Linked DNA regions of Homo sapiens: region 2 is linked to region 1. A link is an interaction called in ENCODE POLR2A ChIA-PET data of the cell type or tissue named here. Cell type or tissue: A673. All regions are shown on one strand. Each heading gives the region's core, and the rest is flanking DNA. Links, peaks and the distances in the headings are about the cores only. Region 1 overlaps FAM186A (family with sequence similarity 186 member A). Region 2 overlaps DIP2B (disco interacting protein 2 homolog B).

What was found. Peaks named below come from ENCODE experiments on the same cell type or tissue, not always from the same donor. Only the 100,000 strongest peaks of a DNase experiment are listed, where the experiment ranks them.
Region 2: POLR2A ChIA-PET joins it to region 1 with 10 read pairs; 2 of 35 experiments call an interaction of 5 or more read pairs at or near these places.

What each region holds. Positions count from the first base shown.
Region 1 is chr12:50,378,617-50,390,397 of GRCh38, reverse strand. All of the region lies in intron 1 of FAM186A (family with sequence similarity 186 member A), which reads left to right. Among named protein-coding and RNA genes, the nearest start is that of FAM186A, 12 kb to the left of the region's middle. RefSeq lists a silencer at 10,325-10,525. In A673, for the core only: no CTCF peak of the experiment used is centred there; no DNase peak of the experiment used is centred there.
Region 2 is chr12:50,632,818-50,644,598 of GRCh38, reverse strand. DIP2B (disco interacting protein 2 homolog B) reads right to left here. Exons shown (of 38, transcript NM_173602.3): 3 at 3,747-3,875. It also overlaps the pseudogene RNU6-769P. Among named protein-coding and RNA genes, the nearest start is that of ATF1, 130 kb to the left of the region's middle. RefSeq lists an enhancer at 3,868-3,917. In A673, for the core only: a CTCF peak has its summit at 6,516 (motif pointing right); a DNase peak (open chromatin) is centred at 6,498; H3K27ac peaks cover 2,052 bases.

The DNA of each region.
Region 1 (11,781 bases), core at 1,203-9,202:
TCAGTCAATTCCCAAACTTGAGCCAGTTGACAGACTCAGAGCTCCTTGAGTGAACAGGACCTCAAGTTCTCTTGAAGAAGGACCCTGGGTCTACCTGTATACTATTACTTTTTCTGCTGACCTTGTAACAGAGTGTGCATTGGGAAAAAGGAAATAATCAGACCTTTTGGGGGACTACTGGGCACTGGCTCTGAGCTGACATTAATCCCAGGAGATCCAAAATGTTATTGTGGTCTACCCATTAATCAAAAAAGCTTTAGCTCAGGCCCATCTCACAGTGAAACTAGTGTGTCCCCAAACCCATCCTGTGGTTATTTCACAAGGTCCAAAATGTGTAATTGGAATATACATACTCAGCAGCTGACAGAATCCCCACACTGACTCCCTTACCTGTGGAGTGAGGGCTACTGTGGTGGGAAAGGCCAAATAGGAGCCACTAGTGCCTCTACCTAGGAAAACAGTAAAAATAAAACAAATATCCCATTCCTGGAAGAATTAGTGCCATCATCAAGGACTTCAAAGATTCCTTAGTGGTGATTTCTACCATATCCTCATTCAACTTTCCTGTTTGGCCTGTAAAGAATACAGATGGATTTTGGAGAACGACAGTGGATTATTGTAAGCTTAACTAGGTACTAAGTCCAGTCACAGCTTCTGTACCAGATGTGGCTTCATTGCTTGAACAAATTAACACATTCCCTGGTTCCTGGTATGCCGCTATGATCTGGCAAATGATTATTTCTTCCAATCTGTCAATAAGGCCCACCAGAAGTAGTTTGCTTTTATCTGGGAAGGCCAGCGATACAGCTTCGGTCTTCTATCTCAGGAGTATATTAATTTGCCAGTTGGGTAGAATTTACCTGCAAAACCATCTGGCCCAAGGAAGTTTCTTTTTTTGAGATGGAGTTTTGCTCTTGTTGCCCAAGCTGGCGTGCAATGTCGCGATCTCAGCTCACTGCAACCTCCACCTCCCAGGTTCAAGCAATTCTACTGCCTCAGCCTCCCAAGTAGCTGGAATTACAGGCATGCACCACCATGCCCGGCTAATTTTGTATTTTTAGTAGAGACGGGGTTTCTCCATGTTGGTCAGGCTGGTCTCAAATTCCCGAACTCAGGTGATCCACCCACCTCGGCCTCCCAAAGTGCTGGGATTACAGGAGTGAGCCACAGTGCCCAGCCTATTTTTTTATTTTTAGTAGAGATAAGGTCTTGTTATTGTGCTCAAGCTAGTCTTTAACTCTTGAAGTCAAGTGTTCCTCCCATCTCAGCCTCCCAAAATGCTGAGATTACAGGCATGAGCCATCACACCTGATTTTTTTTTTCTTTTTTCTTTTTTTTAAATGACAGAGTCTCCCTCTGCTGTTGCCCAGGCTGGAGTGTAGTGGCACGATCTCGTGTCACTGCAACCTACGCTACGCCTCCCAGGCTCAAGTGATCCTCCCGCTTCGGACTTCCGAGTAGCTGGGACCTCAGGCATGCACCACGCCCAGCTAATTTTTGTATTTTTGGTAGAAATGGGGTTTCTCCATGTTGGCCAGGCTGGTCTCAAACTCCTGATCTCAAGTGATCTGCTCGCTTCGACCTCCCAAAGTGCTAAGATTACAGGCATGAGCCACTGTGCCCAGGCACTGTATTTTAAGAAATTAATTTTTCCTAGGGAGAAACTATTGCCCCTTCCTAGGTGAGGTCTGTGAATTGTTCTCATTAATCCTTTTAGGTAACTGTCAACTGTCACTTAGTTGACAGGATGAAAGGATACATCTTTTTTTTTTTTTTTTGAGACGGAGTTTCACTCTTGTTGCCCACACTGGAGTGCAATGGTGCATTCTCAGCTCACCGCAACCTCCGCCTCCCAGGTTCAAGCGATTCTCCTGCCTCAGCCTCCTAAGTAGCTGGAATTATGGGCATGTGCCACCACACCTGGCTGAATTTTGTATTTTTAGTAGAGAGGGGGGTTTCACTGTGTTGCCCAGGCTAGTCTCGAACTCCTGACCTCAGGGGATCCTCCCGCCTCTGCCTCCCAAAGTGTGCGATTACAGGTGTGAGCCACTGCGCCCGCCTGGCTGAAAGGATAAACCTTGACCCTGTTATTCCATTGGGATATTGTGAAATATAACAATTCTTAAAATCTTTGGAATCTCCAAAGTGATGTCTTTTTGTATGCTAATGATTGACAGCTAGCTTCAGGATGGGACTGGTCATTAGAAAGACAAAGCCCTGATTAGAGGGTTGGGACTTTCAACCCCACCCCCCAACCTTCAGGGGTGGGGAAAGCCGCTGAAGGTCAAGCTGCTTATCTACGGCCAATGGTTTAATCAACCATAACTATGTAATCAAACCTCCATACAAACCCAAAGGACAGGGTTTGGAGAGCTTACAGAGAGTTGAACACATGGAGGTTCCTGGAGAGTGGTGTGCCCAGAGAGAATATGAAAGTGATATAGGAGTTAAGAAGAAATCACGTAGGCAGATAGTGAGGGTATGGGAGTCCTTGGTAAGGCTTTTCTTTTTAATGAAAAGCAGCCCCAAATCATTTTCTAACAAAGAGCAGCCTGTAAAGTCGAGCTGCAGACACAGAGCAGCAAGCTGGGAGCTTGCAGGGGTGAATGCCAGCAGAAACTAGGGACTAGACATGTTCAAGAGGGCGATTCCATCTTTCCTTCTCTGCCAGCCTTGTGTACAGTAAGGAGGAGACAACGTGGTGCCGGCCAAGGAGAGTTCATTTGCATAGTAATATTAGGGTGAAGCAACCAGCCTTCCATATGCACTATGTAAACATCATATCTGATTGAACCAATCTGTGAGCCTTACATAAATCAGACACCAGCTCCTCAAGCCACACTATAAAATCTAGCACATCCACCACCAGCCGGTCTTTTCCTCTGGGAAGATCTCCCTCTCTTTATTGAGAGTGCTGTTTTTCTTTCTCTTTTCTTCTGCCTATTAAACCTCCACTCCTAAACTCCTAGTGTGTATTCGTGTCCTAAATTTTCCTGGTACCAGATGATGAACCCCAGGTATACAACAGAGACAATGTAGCTGCTTCAGAAGCTCCATTCCCCTTCCACAATACCTTGCCCTAGCATCTCTTCAATAAACCAGTTCTGTGAGCTGCCCCAGCAAATTAATCCAACCAAAAGAGGGAGTCTTAGGAATGCCAAATTGAAATTGATTGGTCAGAAGTTCTGGAGGCCTGGATTTGTGACTGGTGTCTGAGTGGGGGCAGTTTTGGGGACTGAGGCTTCGACCTATGGGATCTGACACTGTATCTAGGTAGATGGTGTCTGAATTGAAATAAAAGACACCCACCTGATGTCCATTGCAGAAATGGTTCCCTGCTTGGTGGTGGGGAGAATCTGCTCCTCCGACCCCACATTTGGTCTGATCATGGAAGTCTTCTGTGTTAATAAGTTGATAACTGTTTTGCTGAATAGAAAAAAATAGAATAGAAAAAAAAACTGAAAGTTTTTTCCAATATCCATCTGGGATGAAATCATAAGTTGAATTTTTTTTTTTTTTTTGAGACAGAGTCTCATTCTGCTGCCCAGGCTGGAGTGCAGTGGCACGATCTCGGCTCACTGCAACCTCTCCCTAACCCCCCCACCCCCAAACTGGGTTCATGCTATTCTCTTGCCTCAGCCTCCCAAGTAGCTGGGATTACAGGTGCGCACCATCATGCCTGGATAATTTTTGTATTTTTAGCAGAGACGGGGTTTCACCATGTTGGCCAGGCTGGTCTTGAACTCCTGACGTTAAGTGATCTGCCTGCCTCAGCCTCCCAAAGTGCTGGGATTACAGGCATGAGCCCGGCCAAAATGTTCTTTTTCTGTATTGAGTTGACCAAAACGGTTTATGTGTGGTGTACAACATTATGTTTTGATATATTTATACATTGCGGAATGGCTAGATCCAACTACTTAATGCATGCATTTCCTCACATATCTTTTTTGTTTGTTTCTTTGTTTGTTTGTTTTTTGAGACAGGATCTCACTCTGTCTCTCAGGCTGGAGTGCAATGGCATGATCTTGGCTCACTGCAACCTCCACCTCCCAGGTTCAAGCGATTCTCCTGCCTCCCTATAGCTGGGATTACAGATGGGTGCCACCAGGTTTGGCTAATTGTTGTATTTTTAGTGGAGACAGGGTTTCGCCATGTTGGCCAGGCTGATCTCGATCTCCTGACCTCAGGTGATCCACCCACCTTGGCCTCCCAAAGTGCTGGGATTACAGGCGTAAGCTACTATGCCTGGCCACCTCACATTTCTTTTTGTGGTGAGAACACTTAATATCTCCTCTCAGCAATCTTCAAGTATACAATGTATTGTTATTAACTATAGTTATCATGATGTATAATAAATCTCTTGAACTTATTTCTCCTGTCTAACTGAAAAATTGTATCCTTTGACTAACATCTCCACAATCTGCCCATCCCCAGCCTCTGCTAACCACTGTTCTACACTGTCTGCTTCTATGAGTTTGACTTCTTTTTTTTTTTTTGAGATGGAGTCTCGCTCTGTTGCCCAGGCTGGAGTGCAGTGGTGCGATCTCAACTCACTGCAAGCTCCACCTCCTGGGTTCAAGCAATTCTCCTGCCTCAGTCTCCCGAGTAGCTGGGACTACAGGCGCCTGCCACCACGCCTGGCTAAGTTTTTCTATTTTTAGTAGAGACGGGGTTTCACCATGTTAGCCCGGATGGTCTAGATCTCCTGAGACCTCGTGATCCACCCACCTCGGCCTCCCAAAGTGCTGGGGTTACAGGCTTGAGCCACCACGCCCGGCAAGTTTGACTTCTTTAGATTCCACATATGAGTGAAATCATGAAGAAGCCTTTTAGTTTGATGTAATACCATTTGTCTATTTTTGCTTTTGTTGCCTATACTTTTGGAACCATATACAAAAATCATTGTCTAGAACAATGTCATGGAACTTTTCCCCTGTTTCCTTCTAGTAGTTTTATACTTTCTTTTTTTTTTTTTTTTTTGAGACAGAGTCTTGCTCTGTCGCCCAGGCTGGAGTGCTATGGCGTAATCTCAGCTCACTGCAACCTCTGCCTCCCAGGTTCAAGCAATTCTCCTGCCTCAGCCTCCTGAGTAGCTGAGACTACAGGTGCGTACAACCATGCCCAGCTAATTTTTGTATATTTAGTAGAGACAAGGTTTCACTATGTTGGCCAGGCTGGTCTTGAACTCCTGACCTCATGATCCACCCACCTCGGCCTCCCAAAGTGCTGGGATTACAGGCATGAGCCACCACGCCAGGCCATAATTTCACATTTTATGTTTAAATCTAATCCAGGCTGGGCATGGTGGCTCATGTCTGTAATCCCAGCACTTTGGGAGGCCAAGGCGGGTGGATCACCTGAGGTCAGGAGGTTGACACCAGCCTAGCCAACATGGTGAAACTCCATCTCTACTAAAATACAAAAATTAGCTGGGCATAGAGGCAGGCACCTGAAATCCCAGCTACTTGGGAGGCTGAGGCAGGAGAATCACTTGAACCTGGGAGGCAGAGGTTGCAGTGAGCCAAGATCGCGCCAATGCACTCCAGCCTGGGCAATAGAGCAAGACTCAGTCTCAAAAAAAAACAAAAACTCTAATCCATTTTGAGTGGATTTTTGTATATGGTGTAAGTTTAGAGTCTAATTTCATTCTTCTGTACGTGGATATCCAGTTTTTCTAACACCATTTATTGAAGAGACTCTTCTTTCCACATTGTTTTTGGCATCTTTGCTGAAAATCAATCGACTGTGAAATGTGTGGATTTATTTCTGGGCCCTCTACTCTGTTCCATTGGTCTAATGTATCTGTTTTTATGCTAGTACCACACTGTTTTGATTATTATGGCTTTGTATTGAATTTTGAAATCAGGTACAGTGATGCCTCCTGCTTTGTTCTTTTTACTCAAGATTGCTTTGGATATTCAGGGTCTGTTGTGGCTCCATACATGTTTTAGTTTATTTATTTATTTTTGTTTAGAGACATGGTCTGGCTCTGTCACCCAGGCTATAGTGCAGTGGTGCAATAATAGCTCAATGAAACCTTGGACTCCTGGGCTCAAGGGATCCTCCAGCCTCAGCTTGCCGACCATCTAGGACTACCACACCCAGTTGATTTTTTTTTTAATTTTTGTAGAGACAGGGTCTCCTATGTTGCCCGGGCTGGTCTTGAACTCTGGCCTCAAGTAACCTTTTCACCTTGGCCTTTCAAAATGCTGGGATTCCAGGTGTGAGCCACCACACCTGGCCTCTGTACATATCTTAGGATTTCTTTCTTTCTTTTTTTTGAGACAGAGTCTCACTTGTCGCCCAGGTTGGAGTGCAGTGGTATGATCTCAACTCACTGCAACCTCCACATCCTAGGTTCAAGCAATTCTCCTGCCTCAGCCTCGTGAGTAGCTGGGACTATAGGCATGTGCCACCATGCCTGGCTAATTTTTGTATTTTTAGTAGAGATAGGGTCTCACCATGTTAGCCAGGATGGTCTCGATTTCCTGGCTTCGTGATCCGCCTGCCTCGGCCTCCCAAAGTGCTGGGATTACAGGCATGAACTACTGCGCCCGGCCTATTTCTTTCTTTTTTCACATTAGGCTGGTTTATATGTGCTGCTCTGGGCAGTTACATAGTTTGCTTACAATGAGGAGTTACCTGACTTTGAACATACTGTACATGGCAATTAGAAGTTGTCATGGCAAGAGAAAAACCACAGCCAGCCTGCTGCAGCCAACAGAAAAACAACCACAGACCAGTAGGGGGAATGTAGGGATAAAGGTGGGGTTTGTTTGTTTCTTTCTTTTTTTTCTTTTTTGAGACAAAGTCTCACTCTGTTGCCCAGGCTGGAGTTGAGTGGCGCGATCTTGGCTCACTGCAACTTCTGCCTCCCGGGTTCTAGTGATTCTTCTGCCTCAGCCTCCCAAGTTGCTGGAACTACAGGTGTGCACCACCACGCCCAGCTAATTTTTTGTATTTTTAGTAGAGATGGGGTTTCACCATGTTGGCCAGGCTGGTCTCAGACTCCTGACTTCATGATCCACGTGCTTCCGCCTCCCAAAGTGCTGGGATTACAGGTTATAGGCGTGAGCCACCGCTTCCAGCCGTTTCTTTTCTTTCTCTCTCTCTCTCTCTTTTTTTTTTTTTTTTTTTTTTTTTTTTTTAGACGGAGTCTTGCTCTGTCACCCAGGCTGGTGTGCAGTGGCTGCAATCTCAGGTCACTGCAACCATCACCTCCCAGGCTCAAGTGATCCTCCCACCTTAGCCTCCAGAGTAGCTGAGATCACAGGCATATGGCACCACACTGGGGGCTATTGTTTTTTGTTTTGTTGTTGTTGTTGTTGTTCTTTTTGTATTTTTATAGAGATGGGGTTTCTCCATGTTGTCCAGGCTGGTCTTGAATTCCACCAGCCTTGGCCATTCAGAGTTCTGGGATTATAGGCATGAGCCGCTATGCCCGACCTTGTTTCTTACTATAAAAGAAAAAAATAACTCCTCAGCAGTCTTAAAAGAAAGGGATCAAAGAGATGTTAGGATACAAAATTACAAGTATTTTAAATCCAGGCCTGTCCTCATCTCCTTCAAGAGCAGAGGTAGAAGGAGACAGTTGAAGCAAACAAGTAAATTCTGTAAAAATTACTTGGAAACCCTACAAATTTTATTAAAATCTAAACTTCTATTTTGCTTTTTATTTATTTATTTATTTTATTTTTTGAGACAGAGTCTTGCTCTGTTGCCCAGGCTGGAGTGCAGTGGCACGATCTCAGCTCACTGCAACTTCTGCCTCCCAGGTTCAAGCGATTCTCCTGCCTCAGCCTCCTGCGTAGCTGGGATTACAGGTGTGAGCCACCACACCTGGCTAATTTTTGTATTTTTAGTAGAGAAAGGGTTTCACCATGTTGGCCAGGCTGGTCTTGAACTCCTGGCCTCAAGTGATCTGCTCACTTCAGCCTCCCAAAGTGCTGATATTACAGGCGTGAGCCATTGTGCCTGGTCATATATATATATTTTTAATTAATATATTAAAAAGCATGCTAAAGTGACATGCTATTCCCCCTAGAAAATAACCCCAATACCCCCTCTGCCAGTAACATGCTTAAGTTGACCAGCCTACTCGTATCTCTAAGCATGTGTGGACAAGAGTGTGTCTTTTTTTTTTTTTTTTTTGAGTTGGAGTTTTGCTCTTGTCACCCAGGCTGGAGTGCAGTGGTGTGATATGTGTATGTGTCTTTAAAACGAAAGCCATGGGCATCAAGTGACTGCTCATCAAGTAACATGTCATCTGTTAACTGACCAGTGTCCACCTTCTCCAGAGGGTGGGCAGAGCAGAGAAATCCTAAAGTGGTTTTTAGGGACTAACCCCAAATCACCAACTTTCCAAGAACTTCTTCCCCACTCCCTACTCAAAAGGGGATGCTTGATTTCTGTTTGCCTCATATTTGGTGCCCTTTGACCTGGATGGTTTTCTCCTTGTCACCCATGCTGGAGTGCAGTGGCACGATCATGGCTCACAGCAGCCTCAACTTCCTGGGCTCAGGTGATTCTCCCACCTCAGCCCCTTCAGTAGCTGGGACTTACAGGTACAAGCCACCATGCTGGCTAATTTTTTAATTTTTTATAGAGACAGGGTCTTGCAATATTGCCCAGGCTGTTCTCAAACTCCTGTCCTCAAGTGATCTTCCCACCTTGGCCTTCCAAATTTCCAAGATTACAATCATGTAAACCTGCCTGGCTCTATTAGTTTTTGACTTAAAGTTTATGTTCGGTTATATAAGTATAGCTGCTCCTGTTCTTTTTTGGTTTCCATTTACACAGAATATCTTTCCATCTCTTCATTACATTTAATTAATTAATTAATCAATTTTTTTTTGAGACAGAATCTTGCTCTGTTGTCCAGGCTGGAGTGCAGTGGTGCAACCTTGGCCCACTGCTACCCACTGTGGGTCTCCTCTCTGCTGACAGCTGGACACTCATTGGGATGAGCTACCTGTGGAGAGGAGCTACCCACTGAGGGTCTCCTCTGAGCTGTTCTGTCACTCAATAAAGCACCTCTTCACCTTGCTCACCCTCCACTTGTCTGCATAGCTCATTCTTTCTGAATGCAAGACAAGAACTTGGGACCTGCCGAATGGTGGGACTGAAAGAGCTATAACACAAACAGGGCTGAAACACGCCCCTTGCTTGCCATGTTGCAGGTGACAAGAAGGAGAGTAGAGAGAAGGAAAGAAGAGAGAAAGAGAAGAGCTGTGGCCCTTCGGGGAGCCCAGACCTAGAAACTCCCTAAGCCAGGGCTGCGACACCCTCTTTGGGGCTCTGTGGTTCCTGGTGTCTCCAAGCTTCTGGGTGCCACCACATTGCCTGGTGCTAGCTGTGGAAGCTGCTTGCAGTATGCCTGGTCCAGCCACAGCCTCACAGGGAGTCGGCACTGTGCCTGTGCCTGGAGATGCCCACCCTGCCACAGGTGGCATGCCTGGATGTGCACAGTGGCCGGGCCCAATGCTCACTTGCTCACATACCCCTCGCCACTCCATGCCTGGCTCACCCTTGGCAGGCATGGGATCCAGGCCAGTAGCATGAGCTGAGTGCAGCCTGCAATGCTGAATGGGCGAAAGGAGCCCAGTGGGCCTGAGCAAAACTTGGGCAAAAGTTGGCCACAGGGGTTTCTGGCCAGAAAAGCGACACCCCAAATATCCCATCACACCAGTTCTTTTTTTTTTTTTTAGACAGTCTCACTCTGTCACCCAGGCTGGAATGCAGTGGCATGATCTCAGCTCACTGCAACCTCCACCTCCCAGGTTCAAGCGATTCTCTTGCCTCAGCCTCCTGAGTAGCTGGGATTACAGGCATGCACCAGCATGCCCAGCTAATTTTTTTTTTTTTTTTTTTTTTTTTGTATTTTTAGTAGAGACAGGGTTTCATCATGTTGGCCAGGCCGGTCTCGAACTCCTGACCTCAGGTGATCCACCAGCCTCAGTCTCCCAAAGTGCAGGGATTACAGACGTGAGCCACCGCACCCGAACAACACCAGTTCTTATTATATACAATATATTTATTAGTTGATTTCCAGTACACACATAATGTAATTTCAGAATTACTAATCCATAAGCATATAAGAAGGACATTTATTAAGTAGCACTGCATTTATGTACCATTGTTTTATATTTAACCTTACATTGTCCACTCAATATACTGTTTTCAAAGTTGCTACCTATTTATCTTCTTCTAAGTGAAGTTATGTTATTCATTTGTATACACTTAATTTCAGTTGTTAGTATTCATATTCCATTTTGGGTCAGCCCAAATACAGGTTGGTTTTAACAGTTTATTATCGAGTATATGAAAGGTATGTATGTGAAACATTACTGTGCTGATAAAAGTCAGAGCTACATGCAGAAAAATGTCACTCCTTTCTTATCTTTGCTACCCTATTGTCATTCCTTCTTTCTTTCCACCTTTTCCCCACATACACCCTATATGTAACCAATCTGTCTAGCCTCTGGCTTATCCTTCTTGTATTTATTTTGCACAAATGAGTAGATTCATGCATAATTTTTCATTTCTCATTTTTTCTTACATGAAGGGTAACATACAATAGCTATATTCTTTTGTGCTTTACTTTTTTTTTTTGAGATGGAGTTTTGCTCTTGTTGCCCAGGCTGGAGTGCAATGGCGCGATCTTGGCTCACTGCAACCTCTGCCTCCCGGGTTCAAGCGATTCTCCTGCCTCAGCCTCCCAAGTAGCTGGGATTACAGGCATGCTCCACTACGCCCGGCTACTTTTGTATTTTTAATAGAGATGGGGTTTCTCCATGTTGATCAGGCTGGTCTCTAACTCCCGACCTCAGGTGATCCACGTGCCTCGGTCTCCCAAAGTGATGGGATTACAGGCATCAGCCACTGAGCCCGGCCTGTGCTTTAGTTTTTTTTTGTTTTTGTTTTTGTTTTTCCCTCTTTTTTTCTTTCTTTTTTTTTTTGAGAGGGAGTCTCGCTCTGTTGACCAGGCTGGAGTGCCGTGGCACTATCTTGGCTCACTGCAAGCTCCGCCTCCTGGGTTCATGCCATTCTCCTGCCTCAGCCTCCCGAGTAGCTGGGACTACAGGCGCCCACCACCACATTCGGCTAATTTTTTGTATTTTTAGTAGAGACGGGGTTTCACCATGTTAGGTAGGAGGGTCTCGATCTCCTGACCTTATGATCCACCCACCTCGGCCTCCCAAAGTGCTGGGATTACAGGCGTGAGCCACCGTGCCCGGCCCAATTTTTGTATTTTTAGTAGAGATGGGGTTTCATCATGTTGGCCAGGCCGGTCTCAAACTCCTAAACTCAGGTGATCTGCCTGCCTCGGCCTCTCAAAGTGCTGGGATTACAGGCGTGAGCCACTGCACCCAGCCTTCTTTATTCTTTTAAATAATCCATTGTGCAGTTATACCATAGTTAATTCAACCACTTTCCTATGTATGGACATTTAAGTTATTTCCAATACTTCATAATTACAAACAATGCTGCAGAAAGTAACCTTACACATAGACATTTTCATATGGTTGAAGCTGTACCTCCAAGGTATATTCCTAGAAATGGGATTGCTGGGTTAAAATTTAAGTGTACCTGAAGTTCTTTTAAGCACTGACACATTTTCTTCCAGAATAGTTGTGCCAATTTGTATTCCCACTAGTGATATGATTTGTAAATATTTATTCCCAGATTGTGGCTTGACTTTTCATTTTCTTTTTTTTAATTTAATTTTATATATATATGTGTGTGTGTATATATATGTATGTGTATATATATATATATACA
Region 2 (11,781 bases), core at 2,167-10,166, 250 kb before region 1:
CTCTTAACTGAATTTGACTCACTGAACACCACACAATTCATCTTGATCTTTGATAAAGAAGTCACTTCTGGAGTTCAGTCCCCAGACACAAGTGACTTTGGACATCTCTCCCAGAAGCATGTGGAAGCTGGGTATCATTTTCCAGTATTCATGTTTGAGCTGAATAAGGTAATACGAATACTCCCTTAATGTCCTGTTTTATTTTTGTTGTTTTGTTTGAGGTACCTAACTTCTCAAGAGATTAACATCAAGGGAGTCAGAATGACTTACAATAAGATCACTTTCCATCTCAGGCATTAATTTGTGTTTTCTACATTTGAGACCATACTATGTGTGTGCAGGGAGGTGAATCATGCCTGGATGTGCAGGAAAAAGAAATATACTAATAAGGTAGTATACTTGAAATTAAGCTCCCTCTTGGCTAAAGCACAAAGAATGGAATCAGGTCAGATAATCTAAACTCTGAATAAAGGTAAGTTCTTTATACTGTGTCTGAAATGTGAACACTAAGTCTATTTAGATTTGATTATGATTGGTTGAAATGTTATAGGTGTTAATAAGCCTCCATCAAATAAGAAAGTGTTTTATAATTACACTTACCAGCATTAATATAAAATCCTTCTTACATAGCCATCACTTTATTCTGAATTCTAGCAACTTTTATTAAATATACCCTAAATTCTTCAGCTATTTTTGCACATGACATGTAAATGTAACCCTTTCTATGACTGGCGTAGCAAACAGATATAAGGTCAGCTCCCATCAACCTCCACTACTTATCTGCTCCACCTCTGCAGGGGCTGCGGGTCTCTTCTCAAGCAATCCTCCTGCCTCGGCCTCCCTGAGTGCTGAGATTACAGGCATGAGCCACCCCTGCTGATTTCTTCTTATTCGGAGAAGCCAGAATTCTCAGAGACTCAATTTCTTTCACATCCTGAGCTTTCTTTCGTTATTTAGTTGAGCAATTCCTAATATACTGAAAAATTTGATTTTCACCCAAAGTCTATGCTTGCATCCTCTTTTTATGTTCCCCTCCTGATAGGATTGCAGGACCCTCATAGCTTTCAATATCTTCAGGGTTTTTAAATCACTTTTTCTCCCCTACTTCACCTCGTTCTGGCCTACTTTTTGCTACTATCCTTTAAAACACACACACACACACACACACACACACACACACACACACACACACAGAAAAACTCCCAGTGAGATTAACATACAATTGTTACAAACTCTCTAGTATACCTGCACCTAACCAACAATCTCCACAGTCAGCTGACTAGTATCTGATCCACAGCATACGCTTTCTAATACTTGGGATAATCAAAAAGCAATGGTGCAAAACAGCAGGGACTACAGATCACAGCTGGGTTTTAACAGGTGAAGCTCAAAATTTTATAGTACTAAATGAGCTCACAAAAAACTTTTTTACATTTGATTGGCTTGGATATAGAATATTGAAAATCACCTTTTTGGATCCTTAATAATCCTTTATTACATGCTATAAAAACAAAGAAAAAGGAAGGTTAAAAAAACAAAACGCACACACACACTCACACACACACACACACAGAAACTCCCAGAAGGCCAGGGATGAAAGCTGTGACGGCTAAAAACCCTTCTGGACAGGTTGGAACATGCTGCTGCTGAACCTGGGCTCCAGCCTGAAAAGGCAACACTAGGTGGCTGGAAAATGAGGCTCAGGTGATTGGCAACAAAGGGGTGCACCTGAATGCTTTGCTACTTCCAGCCCTCCCTTTCTCTGATCCATTCCTTAACTAGTAACCACGATGTGTTGTTGTTTTTTTTTGAGACAGAGTCTCGCTCAGTCGCCCAGGCTGGAGTGCAGTGGCACGATCTCGGCTCACTGCAAGCTCTGCCTCCCAGGTTCACGCCATTCTCCTGCCTCAGCCTCCCGAGGAGCTGGGACTACAGGCGCCTGCCACCACATCCAGCTAAATTTTTTTGTATTTTTAATAGAGATGGGGTTTCACTGTGTTAGCCAGGATGGTCTCGAACTCCTGACCTCAAGTGATCCACCTACCTTGGCCTCCCAAAGTGCTAGGATTACAGGTGTGAGCCACCACCCTGGCCTACTAGTAAATACTTCTATTCCCTTCTTTCTGCAAAATATCTGTTTAGCTCTTATATATGGAAGGCCCTGTGCCAGGCACTGCAGTCTACAGCTGGAGTGAGCTACTGGAACAAATACAAATCTGATGATGTTACTGCTCTGCTGAAAATCCTTCAGTGACATTCAAGATCCCACAAGATCTGGTCTCTGGTAATCTTTCTAGCCTCATCTCCCACCTCTTTCTGACCCTTGCATTCTAAGTTCTGAACACTATTTCCCTGGCTAACTCTTGTTTGTCTGCCATGACTCAGCTTGGATGTCTTTGTTCTCTGAGCAAGCCTCTCCTATCACTCAAGACCAGTTTAGGTATAAAATTACAACCTCTATTTTTTTTTTCCCGACTGAACATTTCTCATCCTTTTCTCCTTCTGTGTGTGAAAATATGTATCTAGTAAAATCAGCTCACAAAATAGCTGATGTAGCTCTTCAACTGTGTCCTTTTCTCATTTTCTCTAAAGCAGTTTTTGAGAGGATGTGATATAGACTGTGTTTTTCAGTTCAAGAAAATGTTAAGGCAACCTTGGTCAGTACAAAGAAGACAAAAATCTGAAGAAAATAAATAATATCCCCATTAGTCTTTTTGCTTAATTCTGCCACTTCTTAAAACAAGAAATGTGCTGCAGAGACTACTCTTGGTGCAGCGGACAGGAAGTGGGCATGGGAAGGGCCTGCTGCACCACACGTGCTCTAGGGATCTACCAGTCGTTCCTCTGCTTATCAAAGCCACACACCTGGTACTGGCCGCCAGGTGGTCCCAAGCACAGTACAAGCAGGAGCATGCTCCCGCTGCCATGCAGGCACACCTTGCTCCTTCCCTTCCTGTGGGTACTTCTTGGGTTAGAAGAAATAACTAATTTGAAATTTCATTGTGAGTTTTCTTTCAGCTCCATCAATTAAGAGAGACTAGTTATGCAACAACTCTGGCAAACACAGAAGGGCCTGCCTCTTCCAATAGAATCCACTGAGGTCTCCTAGTACCACCCACAAGACCCAACCCTTCACTTTCTTATTTACTTATTTATTCACATGGCCTTTGTGCTTGTATGCTTGTCTGGTTCTCTTCTTAAACTGTTACATTCCTTAAGGGCAGAAACAGTCTTTATTTTTTTTGAGATGCAGTCTCACTGTTGCCCAGGCTGGAGTGCAGTGGTGGGATCTCAGCTCACTGCAACCTCCACCTCCCAGGTTCAAGTGATTCTCCTGTCTCAGCCTCCTGAGTAGCTGGGATTACAGGTGCCCACCACCATGCCCAGCTAATTTTTGTATTTTTAGTACAGACGAGGTTTCACCATGTTGGCCTGGCTGGTCTCAAACTCCTGACCTCAAGTGATCTGCCCGCCTCAGCCTCCCAAAGTGCTGGGGTTACAGGCGTGAGCCACATCGCCCAGCCGGAAACAGTCTTATGTGCTGTTCCATTTCCAGCAAATTATTGAGTACCTACTATACCTGATACATAGTAGGGTACAAAATAAATGATTGGTGAATGAGTTAATATAAAACTGTTGGTGCCTCATAGGGAAAAAAAAGACAAGTATTAGAAGCTCTCAGGATACACAGTTCATACTACTGTTAGGAAAACGATTCAGCTGGCCATTCTGCAGCTTCTCCTCACCTGATCGATATCGTTCATCCCTGGCTCCCCCAGATCGAGTTCGGTGGTACTTAGAGGGAGCAGAAGTTTGAGCTGCAGATGGAGCAGGTGTCTGGTTTCTAAGTTCTTTCTGTACTGCTGAATCAGTTTCTAAAAAAGGAAGTTTAAAAGATGGTTATCCAGTAACAGTAATAGCTAACATTTTCTAAAGCACTTTAAGCATTCTCACAATACTCTGAGCTAGGTACTATTACCCCATCTACAGTAAAGGGTTAGAGTTTCAATATAAATACATAAATATGATGCAAAGACATCCAAACTAAAAAATATCATCTTAGAGCCTTAAATGTCAACAGGTTGATAGGAGAGGAATAGCAAGAAGACAAATGTAAATTAAAAGGCCATTCCAGAGACTCCAAGGAGAGGCAGTACTGATGGGGAGTTGACTGCATATGATCCCCAATCCTAAACAGTGAGACAACGAATAGCTTGGGGAGCCTTAGCTACCATACCGTCAGTCACTCCAGATAAACATAATACAAGCAAAAACAGGGTGATTATGCAGCACAGCTTCAAGTCAAGTCTATTAGCCCCTCTTCCAACTGGACTCATCACTGACCCTACCCTGTCCCCATACTCTCCCCTCCCAAAATGTACTGTCTTATCAAGAATATGGGGATGGGGTAAATAAACAGAAAAACACTAAGTTCTGATGTTTTCCTGCCTTTTTATCTCAAATGATTAATTCCAAATCTGTTTCTTAAAAAAAATTACAATAAAAAAACTTAACGAGATGTACGTTAACAAAATTTTGAGTGTAAAATACAGTAGTATTAATATCTTATTAGTATTAATAAGGCACGATGTTATAAAGCAGAACTTACTAATCTTGCATAACTGAAACTTTATACCTGCAGAACAGCAATGCCTCATTTCCTGCTCCCTATATGCCCTGGCAACCACCATTCTACTCTCTGCTTTTATGAGCTTGACTCTCTTAGATGTCCCATATAAGTGGAATCATGCAGTATTTGTTCTTCTGTGACTGCTTTATTTTCCTCAGCATAATGTCCTCCAGGTTCATCCATGTTGTCACATATTGCAGGATTTCCTTAAGGCTTAAGTTTCTGAAATAGCACCCGGTTATGCCCAGCAAGGCAGCTTACACATAGCAAATTAAATGCCTAATATATTAAGATGTCACCTACACAGCAAATGTACTGCTCCAGATCCCAGCTGAGAATCAGCCTATAAAGCAAAAAAATTAAGGAAAAAAAAAAAAGACTCAAAGCAGCGGTCTGGGGAGTACAAGCAACAGTGCCACACAGCCCAGTAAAGACTGATAGCATCAGAGTATTACAGGAACTGAGATTCATAATGACAATGTTATATCATTTAAAAAGAAAAAAAAAAGCAGGTAGCATGCTGGAAAGGCCATGTGTTGAGGCTCTAGTCAATAGTTCCGGCTGAGCCCAGCCATCCACCTGCCCTGTCAAGGCATCAAACATGTGAATGAGCCATCTTGGACTGTCCAGAGCAGCCCATCTACTAGGTGAGGGGGAAGACAACCACTGAATGACCTCAGTTGGCAACCATATAGAGCAAAATAATCACCAAAATTAGCCCTGCCCAAATTCACGCCTGTAGTCTCAGCTACTTGGGGAGGCTGAGGCAGGAGAATCACTTGAACCTGGAGGCAGAGGTTGCAGTGAGCCAAGATCGTGCCACTGCACTCCAGCCTGAGTGACAGAGCAAGACTCTGTCTCAAAAAAAAAAAAAAAAATTGTGGAGACTTATTCCCACCTTGGCTCACTTGCAAGGGCAGTGATTTATCACGAATGGGGGCAGAAAACAACATACAGGTTGAACACCCCAAATACCCAAATCCGAAACTTTTTGAGCTCCTGTCTAATGCTCACAGGAATGTTCCTTGAAACATTTCTAATTGCCAATTTTCAGATTTCAGATGGTCAACTGGTATATAATGTAAATATTCCAAAAAAAAAAAATCTGAAACACTTCTAGTCCCAAGCATTTCAGATAAGGGCTACTCAACCCATACCTCAGGCCTCATCAAAAAGAGGTGGGAAGGAGTATGGGGGCATGGGAGGACAGCAGGACATTATTTAACAGCATATGTAATGTCAGCTGGGCAGGCAAGATGCTGCCTCAAGGTGAATCATTCCCTGACCATGGTTTCACACTCCAACTAGATCTCAGAAATTACCTGGGGTGCTAAAATACAGATTCCTGTGTTTTGAATAAGATATACACAGTTTCACTGCCATGGTAAAGAAAAGCTAAAAGCAAAGATGAAACTTAACTACATGTATCAACATAATGAGATACTATATGCCATTACAAATGAAAAATATGTAGACTATGCAGATACTTCAGTCCAAATAAAGTAATGCCAAGTGATAAAAGAACACAAAATATTATGTACACAATATAATTATAACTGTATGTAAAAACTATTTATATACAATTATAAGGGTCAGGTGGGACATAAAAATCCCAAAGGTATTTGGATTGAGGTACTCTATTTCTTTACAATTTCATTGTTCTGCTTATAGGATGAATTACGCATAAAACCAAATTCTAAAAGACAATACAAATACGTGCTGGAATGGAAGCTGCCAGACTCACAAATTAAGTCTTCTTTATGACTTCTAAATTCTAGCACAAAATAAAACAGAGATCCGAAGAAAAAGACAACTTGCTGATTATTACAAAGCAAGAGCTTCAGTTCGGGGGTTTCTGATCTTTCAGTCTGTTATGCAGAATATCCACTAGAGGTCACCATTATGTTTAAATAGTGATGATGTTAAAAGGTTTAGTAACAATAAAAAGTACACATTTTAGGTTCAAAAACATAAAGCCTTCCTTCTCAATGATCAATATGTATGTAAGTTATTGTTCCTTGGCAGAAAAATACATCAGAGTCTAATATGTTTCTATTGTTTGAATATGGTAAGGATGATAATCTGAAAAAAATGGTATTTAGTAGCAAAAAACTACACATTTCCACTCAGGAAGATGGAAGGAAGCCACCAGCCTCCACATGTTATCTTTTAATTCTGCTTATGATTTAACAGATATTCTCACCTGCAAGAGTAACAGAGTGAAACAGGATGGGCTCTGAGAACCAAGGAACCTAATAGTTCAACTTCTGGGAGGTGAACAGAGCAGACATGCCTACTGTTCTTGGTGCTAGTGTCCAGAGAAGAAACACATTAAACAAGTGGTCACCATATGTATACCTTTGACCTTGTGATACATGCTAAGGAGGAAAAGAACAAGGGTCTCCCAGCCCACATAATAAGGATTTAACTTGTATTAGAGTTTCAGGGAAGATGAATGTCTGCTGAAAGGAGACAGTGATGCAAAACTTAACTAGGCAGAGAGAAGGAAAAGCCACTTTATTCAAAAGCATGGTGTTTGTAGAAGCCCAGTGAGGGAGAAAAGCCTTGGCAAGTCTAAGACCAGTGAGGCTAAAGATACAGCAAAAGGGTAGAGTGTTACAAAATGAGACTGGACTAGAAAAGTGGCATCAGGTCACTTGTCCTAAGCCGAGTGGGCAGCCTTTGAAGGGATTTACAGGAAATGACAGAATATCAATGATAATAATATTTCCATGGCTCTTGCCTATTACCATCTCATTATGTCTTCACAACAGCACCATGTGATAGATACTATTAATGAAGCAGGATGCCCGTTACAGATTTTTCCACAGTGAGAGGGAACCAATAATCACCTTGAATCATTATAGGGCCCTCACTCCCACCCCATCCAAGAAGGCTCAATCAATCTAGCCTCTTGATTGAGAGGCTAGAGCAGCTGTGAGTAATTGAGGACAGTCTTCCTTTGAAGGGTCGGTGATTAACCTCACCGCCTAGAGAAGGCAAGAGAGGAACGAGAGTGCTAGTGTCTGGAGTCTGGAAAAGGGGCCACCTGCCTGTTTTCCAGGGGTAGACTCTGTAAGGAGAGCGGGTTGGGAGCTCCAGGTCTGTAAAGTGGTAGGTGTCTGAACAGATCCTGACCCAGAGCTTCCTTGGCCACTTGACATCAGGAAAATGACAGTGCATGAGGCTAAAAGAGCCAACACCAGGAGCTCTGCTCCGGGAGTCCAAGTAGAGTACCTGGCTCCTCCTCCATGATGCATCAGAGTAGCCGATGCAGGGAACAGGCTCAGCATTACTGGCTGGTCACACAGTGAGGACCAGTTATTCAGCAGCACCCTGTGAGATGATGGAAAGCAAACAGCAGACTGTGGGGATCTTTCCCCTTTGGGTGTGAAAGCTGGATCTACTACCTCTCCTTTTGCACTGCCTATATAATCCCTGAGGGTTCTCAGACAATTTAGGAGGAAAAAGAAGCCCCAAGAGGAAAATACTGGACTTCCTTCTGATGAGATATACGGGGGCAGATATAATTGCAATGTGTGCTCCAATTCATAGTGATTCCAATACCATCCAAACCAAACAAATGAAAGCAGAATGGGGATTGGAAAAAAGATTCTATGTTCTTTCCATTATGCTATGAGCCTCATTTGGGAAGGAACTTTTAAATCAAAATGAGACACATAAAACAAAATAGATTCCACTCCTCAAACCCTATGCATACATACATACACAGAGGCACATTGCCTACCGAGTATTTACAATTGGAAATGTTCTGTGGCATTCCAAAATGCTGTTCCTGATTTCAAAAACTGGTTTTAAGTTCACGTCCCTTTGAATTTCCACGCTACTTTGTTTAGAGCTCTCTTACAGTACTTATTCTACTCTCTTTTATGATCCTCATTTGTGTAACTGTCATCTCTCCTGCTATAGTGTAAATAACTTGAGGTCAGAGGCTGGTCTTAAGCATCTTGTATCTCCTATAGTAACTGGTCCTTGGTCTTTCATATTGCAAGCATTTAGTATTTTAATTAAAATAAATAATTAAGATCTTGTCTGTCTCCTCACCTCCACCAATAATAGTAGTTGCTCGGAAAAAATAAACACAAAAATGTTGAGATAGCCATTTAAAGTTTACCTAAAAATCCTGCTTATTTGTGTATCTCCAATTCATATAAGTTGTATGCAAAAATGTGTGCCTCTCATTATCTTCATATACTTACACAAGGACATTAAGGAAAATAGGGTTACAGACTACTCCAGGAGGCATTATTAGAGGCTTGAGAGAGAGAATAAAACACAAGGGTTTTCCTTTGTTTCATTTTAACTTGGTCACACTCGCACCCTTGAACAACTTCAAAGGCAGGACTGAACCTAGAAGAACTGCGATGAAAGGAGCACGAAGCAGCTGCCAAGTGCAGTGTACTTATAGGAACTGGAACACCGGGGACTGCCACTCAGCACAGCAAGCAGCAATCACAAAAGGAAGCCACGTTTGGGAAAAACCTTTGGGTGACCAGAACTTCTTATCAAGGCAAGCTAAAGAACATCAACAAATATTAATAACTATCTTCATAAACTTATTATTTATCCCTAAAAAATAAGTAGGCAGGAATCTGGGGGAAAAACAATGCAGAAACATATAGGTCAAGAAAGAAAATGTGAAAGGTAAGATCTTATTCTGAAGCAGGAGATAAACACAATTCACTTCAAAAATGAAGTGAAAGACGAAGTAAGTCACAGGATGAAGAAAATCAAACACACAAACGTCACAAATAATCTCAAATACAGTAAGACAAAACAGAATGAGCAGTATCCTGCCTCTCCTTTTCTTTCTGCTCATTTCTGTTGTTATAAATCTTGTAGTACTATTTAAAATAGATGTACCAACTTCATTTAAAAATTAAAGAAATGCTAGAATATCATTTGAGAATTGATATACTCTGCACAGCCTCTTGAGGTTTTAGTAGGTCTATATTAAAAGATCTATTGAGGGTGGAAACAAGTTGCCAGGATCAATCTACAAGAGACCACTCTATAATGTGTAGAGTGCCCTGCTTCTTGTATTACCTAACACTTTTATCTTCATAGATGTTTACTCAAGAAAATGCCAGAAATTCTAAATGCTCTTTCTTTTTAGTTGTGCAAACATTTATAGAACATCTACTATATATCAGGCACTAATGCTAGAAACTGGGGACATGAAGAATAAAAAAAAATAAAAAATAATGTTCCTCCAGTAGGTGAATAAGACACACAAACAGGCCACAATCTATGGGATGGCCAAAGACAGCTCTTTTAAAATGCAACTCAGATAATGGAAGTGGGGACTATTTATAGGGCTGGTCAAGGAGGGCCTCTCCAGGACTTCCCTAATTGAACAAACCCCTAAGTAGAGTGACGGAGCAAGCCAGGTAGGTTCTGGGCAGTGTCTTGTCCCATGCTGTCTCCTTGGTGTCGAAACAGTATTTGGAACACAGTAGGCACTCAGTAAATACATACTGTCCTTAGATTTGTCAGTAACCCCTGTAAGTTTAGAATGAACTCTTTTTCTATTAAAGCTAGCTGGAATTATCAGTTACTTGTATCCAAAGTATCTTAAAGATTAGACCACAGGACCAGCACAGGGAAATTGCCTTTCTACACAAAATCTTCCATTTTCCTGCAACTACAAGAGTGGCCAAGAGTGACTAATTTACAGAGAAGTTAGAATGCGTGTGGTCTGAAACTTCAATTCTTTCGGCCACGCCAAAAGAAAGAGTCAATTTCCTGGCCACTTCTCCCTGGAAGTCTGCTAATTGAGACATGTGGGAAGCTTTATACTTGGCCACAGTAGCCTCCAACTACTGAAAGATGTTCTGTGGGCCATTCCTTTCAAAGAGCAGACAGCTCAGAATGAGCAAGAGATGGGAGGTGTGAATCTGCCGTATCTTCATTTCTCTCATGCCTCTCAAAGTCGGAGCGTTTTGAGGACCTGAATTTTTCATCTTTAATCTTATAAATTTTAATTTGTTAAAAGACAGCATGGCCCTTAAATACCAGATAAGGTATGGCTCTTGTTTAACTAAAGAAACAACTGTCAGTTCCAATGCTGGGAGGTTTAAGTGATTTTTTAGGGTAATTTTGAAGCAGATTTTTGCCATACAGTGACTTTAGAACCTAATCCCTATGATGCTACTGAATTAAGTTAGTTTTTCTTATTTTTGGAGACAGGGTCTCGCTCTGTCAACCAAGCTGGCATGCAGTGGCACAATCACGGCTCACTGCAGCCTCAACCTCCCAGGCTCAAGCAATCCTCCCACCTCAGCCTCCTGAGTAGCTGGGACCACAGGTGCGCGCCACCACACCTGGCAAATTTTTTGATTTTTTTGTAGAGATGAGGTCTCACTATGTTGCCCAGGCTGGTCTCAAGTGATCATCCTGCCTCAGCCAACCAAAGTGCTGGGATTACAGGCATGAGCCACTGAGCCCAGCCAGCCATGCTTAATATTAACCAAACTTGTCCATACTAAATTTCTACTACTTCCTTTTTCGGTCTATTTTTTGCATGTTATTCTTCCTTACACAATGACATGTTACTCAGGTCTAATGTTCTAAAAAGATGAAACGCATCATGAATTTGCATGTCATCATTGCACAGGGGCCATACTAATCTCTATATTGTTCTAGTTTTAGTATATGTACTGCCAAAGCAAGCACCCTATTACTTACTATTCAAATATTTTCTTCAAAATTGCATTATCTTCCATATTTCCTGTTACACTGTTAATTTTTTCTGAAGTCCTGTTTTAAAGATTTATGTAACATTTGAGAAAAGAAGTATACAATATACACAAATACGCAACCCAAGATAACTACAGATCAATTCCACACACAAAAAAAATCATTCACAAGGCAGGGAGAGGTGGCTCACACCTGTAATCCCAGAACTTTAGGAGGCTGAGGCAGAAGGATCGCTTGAGCCCAGGCGTTTGAGACCAGCCTGAGCAACATAGCGAGATCCTGTCTCTAATTATTTTTTTTTTTAAGAAAAAAAATCACTCACTAAATTTTTAGGTAAGGAGCATGTGCACACAATAATCCCAGTAATAAAATGTTGTAGTATTAACTTTTTATTTAAAAAGATACCAGTGATTAGACCAGGTGCAGTGGCT